Regions from separate parts of the Homo sapiens genome. Here region 1 is linked to region 2. The links are chromatin contacts, found by Hi-C or POLR2A ChIA-PET in ENCODE. All regions are on one chromosome and are shown on one strand. The core of a region is the stretch at or near the end of the contact, and the rest is flanking DNA. Distances in the headings are between cores, read along the strand shown.

What was found. A loop is a pair of places that touch in the nucleus more often than their neighbours do. ChIA-PET counts read pairs that join two places held with the same protein, here RNA polymerase II (POLR2A). Pooled maps may share reads with other maps.
Region 1: a loop to region 2 is called in a map of naive thymus-derived CD4-positive, alpha-beta T cell, with 2.1 times the contacts of the local background. The contact joins two enhancer-like sites. A Hi-C loop is called at or near these places in 4 of 168 maps with a recorded cell type or tissue (Caco-2, mammary epithelial cell and naive thymus-derived CD4-positive, alpha-beta T cell), 10 of 37 single-sample maps with no recorded cell type and 12 of 50 pooled maps. POLR2A ChIA-PET finds 5 or more read pairs at or near these places in 2 of 52 experiments (T-cell and activated naive CD4-positive, alpha-beta T cell).

The regions. Positions count from the first base shown.
Region 1 is chr12:68,174,428-68,181,210 of GRCh38, forward strand. No RefSeq gene overlaps it. Among named protein-coding and RNA genes, the nearest start is that of IFNG, 18 kb to the left of the region's middle. RefSeq lists an enhancer at 1,481-1,540. Within about 2 kb of position 1,269, at least 6 of the 41 ENCODE cell types and tissues checked have a DNase peak (open chromatin) inside an H3K27ac peak, as active enhancers do.
Region 2 is chr12:68,038,958-68,045,712 of GRCh38, forward strand. No RefSeq gene overlaps it. Among named protein-coding and RNA genes, the nearest start is that of IFNG-AS1, 53 kb to the left of the region's middle. RefSeq lists an enhancer at 3,250-3,499. Within about 2 kb of position 3,519, at least 4 of the 41 ENCODE cell types and tissues checked have a DNase peak (open chromatin) inside an H3K27ac peak, as active enhancers do.

The DNA.
Region 1 (6,783 bases), core at 19-2,518, 130 kb after region 2:
TTAAAAAAAAACTCAACCCCATTAAAAAGTAGGCAAAGGATATGAACAGACACTTCTCAAAAGAAGACATGCATGCAGCCAACAAACATGAAAAAAGCTCAACATTACTGGTCATTAGAGAAACGTAAATCAAAATAATAATCAGATACCATCTCATACCGGTCAGAATGGTGATTATTAAAAAGTCAAGAAAAAATGATGCTGGTGAGGTTGCAGAGAAAAAGGAATGCTTTTAGATGGTTAGTGGGAATGTAAATTAGTTCAACCATTGTGGAAGACAGTGTAGCAATTCCTCAAAGATTTAGAAACAGAAATACCATTTGAACCAGCAATCCCATTATTGGGTGTATACCCAAAGGAATATAAATCGTTCTATTATAAAAACACATGCACACATATGTTCATTGTAGCACTATTCAAAATAACAAAGACATGGAATCAACCCACATGCCCATCAATGATAGACTGGATAAAGAAAATGTGGTATAAATATACACCATGGAATACTATGCAGCCATAAAAAGGAATGAGATCATGTCCTTTGCAAGAACATGGATGGAACTGTAAGCTGTTATCCTCAGCAAACTAACACAGGAGCAGAAAACCAAACACCACATGTTCTCACTCACAAGTGGAAGCTGAACGATGAGATCACATGGACACATGGGGGGAACAATACGCACTGAGGCCTGTTGGGGAAGTGGGGTGAGGAAGAGCATCAGGAAGAATAGCAAATGGATGCTGGGCTTAATATCTAGGTGATGGGTTGATCTGTGCAGCAAATCAGCATAGCACACATTTACCTATGTAACAAACCTGTACATCCTGTGCGTGTACCCCAGAACTTAAAATAAAAATTGATGGAATAAAAAAGATTAGGCATCCCAAAACTTAATGATATATAACTTGTCCTATTTGAAAATTAGAAACATCATTTGCTAATTAGAATCATAGATCATGACTTATATGCTGGTCATATTTATGGTTGCATTAGGAATCCTATCAACCACAAAAAAAGTATGCCCTGCACTCTGTCTTTTTTTTCCTAAAAAGAAAAATAAAGCCAATCACAAGAGGGAAAATCTAAATGACATTTCACAAAGTGTTCAATCTATGCTTCCATTAGGAAAGTGAAAGAACCCAAGAATGGGAAATATTTCTTGTCACCCCAGGTGAATTTGAAGAAGTATTTTTCTGGTTGGCTTTTTCAGCAAGACTAACAACATTCTGTTCTATTGGCCTGTGGTCAGGGGTTTCCCCCAAGGTGCCTTCCATCTCTCGGCAAAGAGCAGTAACTTGGTGGGTTGTTTTCTTCTTAGTCACCTGATAGGATTTCCCAGGACAGAGGTGTCAAGCCAATTCTGACCTAACTTCCCATGTCCTTCCTGTGGGTCACCCTGAGAAAAAAGGAAATCGCTCTTCTCCCCCACCTGGTGCTGATGTCATTCCTCTCTTCAGCCCAGCGTCTCAATGCACTCAGGGACGCTTCTGCCTCTGCAAAGAGCAAAGGCTTCAAGTGATGGCCTTGCATGGTAGCATTCTCTATCACAGAGTCAGGAAGCTCTTAGACTTCCTTTTATTTGAAGAACTGCAAGGAAACCACCTGCAGAGCTCCCAAGACCTCAAGAGTTTGTTTTGCACCTTCGCTCTTCTGAGGTAATCACACCTGCTGCCACAGCTTCAATAGCTGAAGCCAAGGAGTAAAAATTGCACCAACATCTATAAATCCATATGAAGCTGAGTGGTCTGAATAACCTTACCAGATGTTTTTCTCATAGAAGAAAAAAAGTCCAAGTTATCCTCATGTGCTTTTCTTCCTCACTAGGTTTTAAGGTCCTAGAGAGTATACACTGCCTCTTAGTCTTCTTCATCTATCTCAAAGTGCCTGGCTGAGTGCTTTACATGAAGTATCCAATAATTCTTGACCATCAGACCTGGGGGGTGGAACCAGCAGGGCCATTTAGCCAGGGCTGCAAGCCCAAACAGATCTCTATTCTTCAGCTGCAAGTTAGTGCCCAAGCCACATAGGGAATAGGATGATACCTCATTACACATGCTGATGTTAGCTTTAAACTATGCCTGCCCTCTGTTTTCCTAAAAGCTGTGTTACTGCCAATCTCAAAAGCTGCTGTTCATAGTCATTCACTGTTGGACATTAATGACAAATCACTTTCATGAACTGACATCCATTTAAAGGGATTTTTTAAAAATGTGTTTATCTCATAACTGCTCCTGTTTATATGAGGATCCTGTCTTCTTTGAGATTATAATGACAACAAATGTTATTCGTTTTCTGCACTATTCATATAAACAACATAACTGGGCATAATACTTTCATGATATCATGTCATTACTAATAAATCACCTTTTTAAAACATCTCTATGATAGTATCATGGTTAACAAACAGCACAGACAAAGGAGCAAGACTGAGTTTGAGTCCAGGCTCCATCTTTTACCAGCTGTGTAAACTGTGTGAATCTAGGCAAGCTCCTTAAAGTCTCTGGACTCTACTTCACAGGTTTTTTGTGGGATTCAAATGAGTTATATGTGCAGCTCTTGGAATAATACTTGGCATATAGCAAGCACAATGTGTGCTCATCATTTTTATTTCCATTTTATGGGTTTTTTTCCCTTGTAACCTGATTTAGAAGTTGTATTTGTACATTTCTTCATGTTTAACGTATTTGTTCAGGTTAAATTGAAATATTTTACATATAGAAACTGAGGTTGGGTTACCTCAGAAACAGAGCTTGAGACAAGGATTTTTTTTTTTTTTTTTTTTTTTTGGTGGTGATTCTAGGAAGCACCAGTAGAAAAGAGGCAAAGAGATTCAGGGAAGGGAAGGAAGTCAGTTCAGGGTGGTTCCCAAAGGGAGCTACTGTAGTCAACTGAGACTCAGCCCACTATAGACCTCTGGGTGATGGTGTAGCCCATACCCCAAAGTTATCCTGCCCAAGGGACGAAGAAGTTGGGGTATCTATCCTGCGACTATCTTTAGCACTGTCTGAGCACTGCTCCCAGGGCATTAAACCCCTAGCTCTTCCAGTCTTCCTCATGTGAAAATAGAAAGAAGCCCTTAGGCCAAGAATAGTGAACTGTTACAGTCACAGGCAGAGGGTAAGAAGAGAGAGGGAGGCTGCTGAGAGGATGTTGGCAAGGCAGGTAGTATCTGCTATGAGAAGTTATTAATTATTCCCTCATATTTTTTTTCAGTTTTTATTACATCCTTTATTTTTCGGCATTAGTGTCAGTATACCAACAAGTTGCATTTGCCAGGACTTTTGTGGTGACAAGTGACGAAAATTCCAGTCACACTATTTTGATCAAAGAAAGGATCTCAGAGACAGGTACTCAAGTGTTGACAGGATTTGTCTCTCTAGCTGTCACTTCTGCTTCTCTTTGTGAGACAATGTCAATCCTGCCTCCCACAGAGCAGCATTCACCAGCTGGAAGGTAAGTTAGCCATTAAGGCATTTAATTGAAACACTGCACTAATTCATCAAATACTTGCTGAGCTACATATTTATATCATCAGGGAAATGCAAATTAAAACAACAAGATACCCACACACCCATTATGAAATGGCAAAAATCTGGAACACTGACAACACCAAATGCTGGCTGAGACGTGGAGCATCAGGAACTCTGACTGAAGGTACAGCCACTTTGGAAGACAGTTTTGCAGTTTCTTATAAAACTAACCTTACTCTCACTATACCAGCCACCAATCACAACATTCCTTTGTATTTACCCAAAGGAGTTGAAGTCTTATGTCCACACAAAAATCTGCACACAGATGTTTATAGTAGTTTTATTCATAGTTACAAAAACTTGGAAGTAACCATGATATCCTTCAGCAGATGAATGGTTTCATAACTGTGGTGTATCCATACAGTGGAATGTTATTCAGCCTAAAAAGAAGTGAGCTGTCAAGCAATAAAAAGACATGGAGGAACCTTCAATACATATCACTAAGTGAGAGAAACCAGTCTGAAGAGACTACACACTGCATGATTCAACCATATGACAGTCTGAAAAAGAAAGATCAGTGATTGCCAGAGGTTGGCAAGAGGAATGAAAAGGTGAACACAGAGCATTCTTAGGACATGCAAACACTTTGTGTGGGACTCAGAATGAGAGATACACATTCTGCCTTTGTTCAAACCCATAGAAGTTTCAACACTGAGAGTGCAAACCATGGACTTTGGATGATGATGATGCCATTGTAGGTTCATCAGTGGTAACGAGCGTACCTCTCTCATGGGAGATGTTGATTATGGGGAGAGGCTGTATATGTGTAGGGGACAGAGGGCATACGGAAAATCTCTGTACCCTCCTTTTAATTTTGCTGTGAACCTAAAAGTGCTCAAAAAAAATAAAGCCTATTAAAAAATACTTGTTGATGTGCAAGACATTCTTCTAGGCACTGAAGAAACAGCAAGAACTAACAAAAAAGGGACAAAACTCCTGTCCCCATGGGCCTTACATTGTAGTGGAGAAGATTAACATAAACAAACATGTAATTGTGTAATACAATGTCAGGTTGTGATTATGATTTGAAAAAGGAAAGCAGGAGAATGGAATAGTGCTATTTTAGATAGGGGGGTTGGGGAAGACTTTTCTGAGGAAAGAACATTTGAGCAGAGACCTGACTGAAGGTGGTGAGGGAGTCATGGACACGACTGGGAACCATGTCCCAGGCAGAGAAGAGCCAAATGGAAAAAGTCAAGACAGACGCCCCTTCAGCGAGGGCTGAGTCATAGCAGGGGTCATGTGTCTGGACCTGAGGAGCAGGCAGTGGGGTTGGAAAGATAACCAGGGGCCAGATCATGCCCCCAGAAAGCATTTTGGGTTTTATTCTAGAGGAAATGGGGTACTCTCTACTGGGTTTTGAACAAGAGAGTGACATGATCTGAGATATATTTTAATGGGATCACTGTGGTCAGCAAATGGAAATTTGGCTCTAATGGGACAAGGGCAGAAACTGAGAGGCCAATTTAGGAGGCTTCTGTACTCATCCAGGAAAATCCAACTGTGGGGCTCCAACAGTTCAAATGAATTCCCACCCAAAGAGTCAGAAAAAATATGGCAACACGCCCCCTCACAAATCATGTGTACCATATAAGCCAGCTTCTATAGAGGAAGGAAAGGTACTGGATGGACAAATAACAGGGCCCATCACATAGTTGTAATTTACAAATTACCTCACAAAAAGTGGTTATTTAAAATTTAGACACACTCCATCAGGATCATATGTCATCATTCATGTACAAATGAAGCATGTCATTAGAGCTTTGAAATTTCTGTTTTTAAAGATAGGAATGTAACTTTGTCCTAAAATAAAAATAAAATGAAAATATTGCTTTGATGAAAGCTTTATTATCATTTAAATGCACCTGCTAAAATTTAATATAACCCAGTAAATAAAAATGTATAGCAATTCTCAGAGTCAAACAAACAAAAACTGAGCTTATTATTAGTCATACTGAAAAAGAAGCTCAAAATTAGAGTTTTTTCATTGATACCCAACTAACATGCCAAAACTCAAAGAGTTGAAAAGCACTCCTGAAGGTAAATATACCCTTCTATAACCGTTATCAAATAAGACATAATTGTCTATATATTTGTCCATCTTATCCTTCCAACTTCATTTCACACTCCAGTTTTATTTGTTTGTCGAACACTAATTGTCTTTTTTTTCTCATCAGCCCTAACATATTGTAAAGTTCCATTTGTAACTACTTTAATATCCACATTATCATGCATCTTTCAGTAAAGTAAAAAATTGTCCAAGTTTCTCCATTCTCAGAGTTTTGTTTTTTGGTTTTTTTTTTTTTTGTTTGTTTGTTTTTGAGACGGAGTCTCACTCTGTCGCCCAGGCTGGAGTGCAGTGGCGCGATCTCGGCTCACTGCAAGCTCCGCCTCCCGGGTTCATGCCATTTTCCTGCCTCAGCCTCCCGAGTAGCTGGGACTACAGGCGCCCGCCACCGCGCCCGGCTAATTTTTTGTATTTTTAGTGGAGACGGGGTTTCACCGTGTTAGCCGGGATGGTCTCGATCTCCTGACCTCGTGATCCGCCCACCTTGGCCTCCCAAAGTGCTGGGATTACAGGCGTGAGCCACCGCACCCGGCCCATTCTCACAGTTTTACTACTTCTGTATGCTGACAGCCTGTCCATCTCTACCTCTAGGACAGACCTCTCTCCAGAACCTCTGATCCACCCAGCCCACTGCGGTGTAGACGGCCTAGAGCAGGTGTTATCTTGCTTAAGACTCCTTTGTTTAGAAGAATTACAAATCAGCTTAAGCTATCTTAAGAAAAAAAATTATTTAAGAACCCAGGTTTTGCTCAGAGAATCCAGAGCAGGAAGTTCAGCCATGGTTCAAGACCTTTCCCTATCTCTCTCTGGTTGTGTGCTACATAGTTGATCATCTCCACTTTCTGTGCACATTTGCCTCATTCTTTCTCCTCCTGCATCTTCCTCTGCTTCTCCTCTCACAGCTCTGGAGTTTTTACTTGTCCTATGGTTTCAACTATCTGAATCATAAATTAGAATTTCCAGTAGGAGCTGATTGATTTATCTCAGCCTTAAAGAACCCACAAGCCATTTTAAGATCTTCCCTGTGATGTGTGAAACCAGAAACTACATTTCCCAGAATCTTCTTCCTTGTATATTTCCTGGTTAGAGTTAGGCAATTGCAAGAGATTTAGAAAGTGAGATCATTATTCTCTAGAGGCGGGAGCATGAACAGATGTGAGGTTCAAAACAGCTTCCTGGCAAGC
Region 2 (6,755 bases), core at 2,269-4,768:
AAATCTCTGAGTGCTCAACATGGAATGGAAAACCCAGAAGAGCAAGGTTGGAAATTGTAGCTGGGAAGTCTCAAGTTCTCTGGTTCCTCCTGGAAGAGGGCATGAAGGTGGCTTTGTGTAAATATGGGCATATTGATTTTTATTTGATGAGCCATAGAAAACTAGATAGTCCAGAAATAAATAAAGGAACTGGGAATGTTGGAATCCACAAATATTGACCATCAGTTTGGGATTGGCAGCTTCTCTCCTTCCCATCTTTATTACAAGTTATAGCGCCGTTACCTTAGATGCACACATGCTTTACAATAATGTTTTTGAAGCCAAGCCCTAGAGATTTCTCAAATATGCTTCCTATGTCTTTCTAGAGGCCCAAGCACACACCTCCCTCATTTATTGCCTCCTATTCAACTTGCGCAGCTTTTATGTGGTTTACATATAAAGCTTCTGTTTAAGATTGTGTTGTCTGGGCGCGGTGGCTCCTGCCTGTAATCCCAGCACTTTGGAAGGCCGAGGCGGGCAGATCACGAGGTCAGGAGATCGAGACCATCCTGGCTAACACAGTGAAACCCCGTATCAACTAAAAACATAAAAAATTAGCCGGGCGCGGTGGCGGGCGCCTGTAGTCCCAGCTACTCCGGAGGCTAAGGCAGGAGAATGGCGTGAACCCGGGAGGCGGAGCTTGCAGTGAGCCGAGATAGCGCCACTGCACTCCGGCCTGGGCGAAAGAGCGAGACTCCGTCTCAAAAAAAAGATTGTGTTTACAGGGTTCCACTGCACATCTCATCCAGGTTTTGAAAAATATTTAGATTTTAGGAGTTGCATTCTACTCTAAGTAACAACTCCAAACCTGCACCATATTTATTGGGTGACTTTAGGCCACAGTACCATTTTGTACAGTAAGGTATCTTCTTATGAAACAGAGAAGATATGCTTACTTCCTTACAGGATAAATAATGTGATGCTGAATAAGATAAACCTAAAGTTACTAAGAGACAAACACTGTATATTAAGTGTTATAACCACACATCAGAAGACCATTTTAGACTGTGGTTTCAGGGTGCTAGAATATTCGAACCCTGTTTGCTTAGCTGACTAATCTAACTTTTTGGTAAGACTGGTTATATTTTTTTCTGTATAGAGAAGAGGTGATGAGAGAAAGTATTCTTTAGTTTATTCATTCACAATTTTTTAAAAAGGTCACTCTGGTTACCGCATGGAGAGCAGAACTGGTGGGGAATCTGTTCATGCCTGGGGAGGCCATTTAGGCACCTGCTGCCGTCATCAAGGCAAAAGATAAATACCTAAGTTTAAAAGCAAATTTATTTTTACAAGGTATAGATGTAAACAAGTCTCATATGCATGCCCAATAGATCTACTTTGTCCTACCAAAGGAGAAGGAGGATAATGCAGATATAAACTCTAGAACAAGACTGCCTTGGTTCAAATTCCAGCTTTGTCATTGTAGGACCTTGCCTAGACAAATTACTTAATTTTTTAATCTCTGTTGTCTCATCTTTAAAAGGAGGCTAATAGTAGTATCTGCCTTATAGGATTGTCAAGAATAAAGGAGTAAGTATATATGAAGTGTTTAGAATAGTTCCTTCCAGTCAATCAATGGTAACTTTTTTTTTTTCCCCCAAGCATAAAGGATCTAAATGGGGCAATGTGGCTAATGGCCCCTAGAGGGCAGCAGAGGAATAAGAACAGAGTGGACGACAGGTTCAGAGAAAGATGTCCTGTCTGATGGAAAAACGGGGAGAAGGGCACTGTGAATCATACAAAATGGAGACTGAGCTCAGGGCCATTTATAGCCTGCTTTGGGGACGTTTTCTAATAGTTCAAATCACTTTGTAGACAAAAATCAAGGACTGGAATAAGTGTAGTAATGAGAAGGATCCAGTCATGCATCTGAGAGCATACGTCCAATAAACCTCACTCAAAAGCTAGCAAGAAAATCTTGACTGTTGGCAGGAAGCATAGCTGATACTGAGGGCTGGGGCCTGGGTGCCTTTCCACTTGGCCCTTTCCATGCGACCTGGGCTTCCTCACAGCATGGTAGCTGGGTTACAGCATGAGTGTCCCAGTGAAATCAGGCAGCAGTGGGATCACGTTTTAATGACTCAGAAAAGACATGTATCACTTCTGCCATATTTTAATAGTTAAAAGTCTAACAAAAGCCCTCTTAGTTCCAAGGGGATAGGACACAGACTCCAACTCTTGATGAGGGAGTAGCAAGTTTCTGGAAAACTATATTAACAGGAAATACTGTAGTCATTTCCATAAAATACAATCGGTCACAAAGTGCTTTCCTAGAAGTTCATACTGGATTCTTTCTGCCTCATTTTCACATACAAAGCATCAGCAAATCCTGACAGACTGGGCTGCAAAATACATCCCAAACCTGATCTGATCTCACCATCTCCACTGCTCCCACCCTCGTCCAACCCAACATGTTTCTCTACCTGGATCACAGCAAAGTCTACTGAGAGGTTCCTCATCTCCAATTTAAAACCCCATAATCTACTATTTATAGGGCAGCCAGTGAGAACTTTGAAAAAATGTAAGTCTAAGCCTATCATCACTGCTCATCTTAGAACTATCCAATGGCTTTCAATTATGCTTAGAATAAAAGCTAAACTCCTAATGGTGGCCCACAAGAACCTCCATATTTTGGCCCTATTTATCTGTCTCATTTCATCTTCAGGCTTCTTTCCACCACACTCTGACCTTCTTCCTCTCACTTTAGCTCCTGGGTATGTTTTCAACTCAGGCACCTCTGATCCCAAATCTCTTCATATTACACTGTTCCATGATTCAAATCTGCTTGAACCTTCCCAGACCACTCAATATAAATGAGCATCAGTCCCATCACCGTCTATTCCTTAACCCTCCTTTATTTTCCTTAATGTACTTATCACTGTCTGAACTTACACTGTGTATGCATTTGAGTCCTTGTTCATAGTCTGCGTCTCCCTCTAGAATATTAACACTTTATGGGCAGGGCTTTGTTTACTGCTTTATTAACAGTGCTTAGGTCCACTCAATAGTTAAGTTGAATATTGAATAAAGAATAAAAGAAGAAACAAAACAAACAGTATAGCCTTTCAAATCAGTGGTGGTGTAAACGAAGATCTATTATCACTGTCATGAAAACATGTTTGTGTTCTTTACTAGATCTGGGCTATCCTTTCTTAGTGTCCTGTGGTTTCATGGACTAGTTTAGGAATGGTTGGTTGTTTCTAATGTGTAGCACTTAAGAAACTTTCAGCTTGAGCCTAAGTGTTTCCAGTGCTGAGGTTCAGTCATGTCTGGGCATGTTTGGTGAGGTGGTGGTGACAGGCCTCAAATAATTCAATTCTAATGAAATATTTGGCTTTAAGTGGATGAGGAGGAAAGGTACTGTGGCTTTGGCGTGGGTGTAGTTGGGGGTAGGTATAGAGGAGAGGAAGAGAACCCGAGGACAGCGATGTTCAAGTGAACATGTTATCACTCGTCTGGGCTTCTCAACACAATTGAACACACTTCCTATATTTGGAGAATTCCCCACCTCCTCTGCAGCCAGTACACTGGTCTGTGACACAGACCCAGACAATCACGTGCACCTCAGCAAGTTTTCTAATCACAAGCATGTATTGCAAAGAAACAAGTGCCACCTAGAGCCCACTCTGGTGAGAATGGCAGCTGGTGAATTCAGTTACTAGAGGGAGGGATGGCTAAGGTCACACCACGAGCTAGTACCAGCAGGAGTCTGTGCCTGGTGGAGTCAGCAGTTATTCCCACCTGGTCTGTTCTTTACTGTGACTCTGAGAATTGGTGCTGGCTGGGAAGCCTCCCAGCCTGCTTTCCGGCCTCCTGGGAAATCTTATATTCTTTAATAAATTCCTTTTCTGCTACTACTAGATTTTAATTGGTGACAACTGAGAACTCTGACAGAAAAAGATGGGGTGTTTAATTCCAGTCTACTTCACTGATTAGGCCTGACACCTAGGGAGAAAAGATGTAGAAGCCAAAATGTCAGGAATTATTTTAATAAGCAATTTTGTAAGACTTGGAGTTTGAACAGCGGTACTTTGCTCCCCAGGCAACAAAGTTCTGCATCAAGCTGGAAAATGAACACTTGCCCACTTTTCCCTGAAATACAGCAGGGTCCTGGCTCCATGGAAGCTCTGGTGAAATCGTCTTCAAACATCTTTTAGAAGGCTGAATACTTTTCCATTGAGATACACAGGACCCTTTATAAAACAGATGAAAATGGACTGCTTTGGTCAACGTGACACTTGGAGCCCCTAAAGCCAGGATGGCCTCATAAACCCCTCAGTGGTGAGGCTCAGTGGCAGTGCCTGGCTGCAGGCTCCCCAAGTCTGTGACACCCAGCAGGAGAGGGACAATCTCCTGAGACGACACCTGAGAGATGCATGCCAGGAAGGTAGCAGGTGCCATATGAGCAGATTTATCTCTGAGCATATGCCCTGATGGCTCCAAAAAGGCTGGTGGGGAGGCAACTTTGCAAGGACTTTGGGCTTTGTTTCAGGAATGAAGACAATTAACCACAGGATTTGAATATTCTGTAATTAATGTATTTTCTAACATAATCTAGTGAAGCCTGGGGAATTTTTAGTTGCATACCTCTTTACTCAACTATGTCTTAGCAGTGGTACATTATGCATATTCAAGTCATTGAAGTTGCCTAAACTTTAGTAAACTTGCTTATTCATTCTGTTGCTCATTAATTTCTCCCAGCCTTGTGGGAGAGCAACTAAAGTTAATCATCACTACCTCTCCACCTGGCTCTCCAAGGGTTGTCAGTGCCTATCCCCCACCCTTCATTCATCTCTCAACACCTCCCAGAGAGCTCCGGACATCTCTGGCATAATGTTCTGATCCAATATTTGCCTATTGGACTTCATGTCCTCACATCATTTTAGCTGCCTTTGTTAACCAAATTCCCGTAGGTATTTTATATATAAAAGGCATGAGCTTCAGGAGATGAGTGAGAATCTAATGCTTGATGATCTGTCATTGTCTCCCATCACCCCCAGATGGGACCATCTAGTTGCAGGAAAACAAGCTCAGGAGGCTGGGCGAAGTGGCTCACGCCTGTAATCCCAGCACTTTGGGAGGCCGAGGCTGGCGGATCACTTGAGGTCAGGAGCTCGAGACCAGCCTGGCCAACATGGTGAAACCCCGTCTCTACCAAAAATACAAAAATTAGCCAAGTGTGGTGGCAGGCATCTGTAATCCCAGCTACTTGGGAGGCTGAGGCAGGAGAATTGCTTGAATCTGGGAGGCAGGGGTTGCAGTGAGCCGAGATCGTGCCGCTGCACTCTGGCCTGAGTGACGGAGCGAGACTCCATCAAAAACAGAAAACAAACAAAAAAAAAACCAAGCTCAGGGCTGCCACTGATTCTACATTATAAGTTGCATAATTATTTCATTATATATTACAATGTAGTACTAGAATAAAGTACACAATTAATGTAATGCACTTGAATCATCCTAAAACCATCCCTACTGCACAGTCCATGGAAAAATTGTCTTCCAGAAAACCAGTCCCTGGCGCCAAAAAGGTTGGGGACCACTGAGTTAAAGAAGGCTGTAACCTAGACAAAGGCTGGAAATTAGACAAAGATGTGAGATCAGGCCAGGGTATACTATACTCTAAATGCAGACATTAAAAATGAAGCAGTTTGTACCTCGGCCAGGAAGACTTTTATATGATTCCTTCAGTAGTTGAAAGTGGTAAGCTGATGAGCCACATTTCAAAAGCAAATGGTCTGGGAGACACTTAAAGAAGTGAGTGTGAGGACAGCACTAGAACTCTTACGGCTCCCCACTGCCTTATCACCAAGTCCAAACTCTATATCAAGGCATGATCCAGCTCCTGCCTACTGCTTCAACATTCCTTTAAAAATAAAATATCCCAATTATCCTGATTTGATCATTATGCATGATATGAATGTATCAAAATAGCAAATGTACCCTTCCAAATATGTACATCTATTATGTATCAATAATAAAATGTTTCTTACACATAACCAGGCACTAGCCACAAAAAATAATAATAATAATAATAATGCGGTTTCTCGACTGCAGCAGGCTCATTACTCATTCTTGTGTTTCCATAATTTGTATTCTTAATTCGTAAAGACCTTTTCTACTATTTCTTCTCCTGGAGAACTCCTGCTTTTCAAAATTGGGATGCTCAAACATCCCAATGTCTCTCCTCCCTAAGGTCTCCGTCTGACTGGATTAGGTGCTGCTGGTCTGCACCTCTAAGCACCCTTCCTGTGATTTCCCCATCATCATGTTGGTGAGACAGCACGGTAGCTATCAGTAGCTTGATTGTTTCTCCTTTAATTGTAAGATTCTTTTATTATTATTATTATTATTATTATTATACTTTAAGTTCCAGGGTACATGTGCACAAAGTGCAGGTTTGTTACATAGGTATACATGTGCCATGTTGGTTTGCTGCACCCATCAACTCATCATTTATATTAGGTGTTTCTCCTAATGCTATCCCTTCCCCAGCCCCCCACCCACCAATAGGCCTGGTGTGTAATGTTCCCTGCCCTGTGTCCAAGTGATCTCATTGTTCAATTTCCACCTATGAGTGAGAACATGTGGCGTTTGGTTTTCTGTCCTTGTGATAGTTTGCTTAGAATAATGGTTTCCAACTTCATCCATGTCCCTGCAAAGGACACGAACTCATCCTTTTTTATGGTTGCATAGTATTCCGTGGTATATTTGTGCCA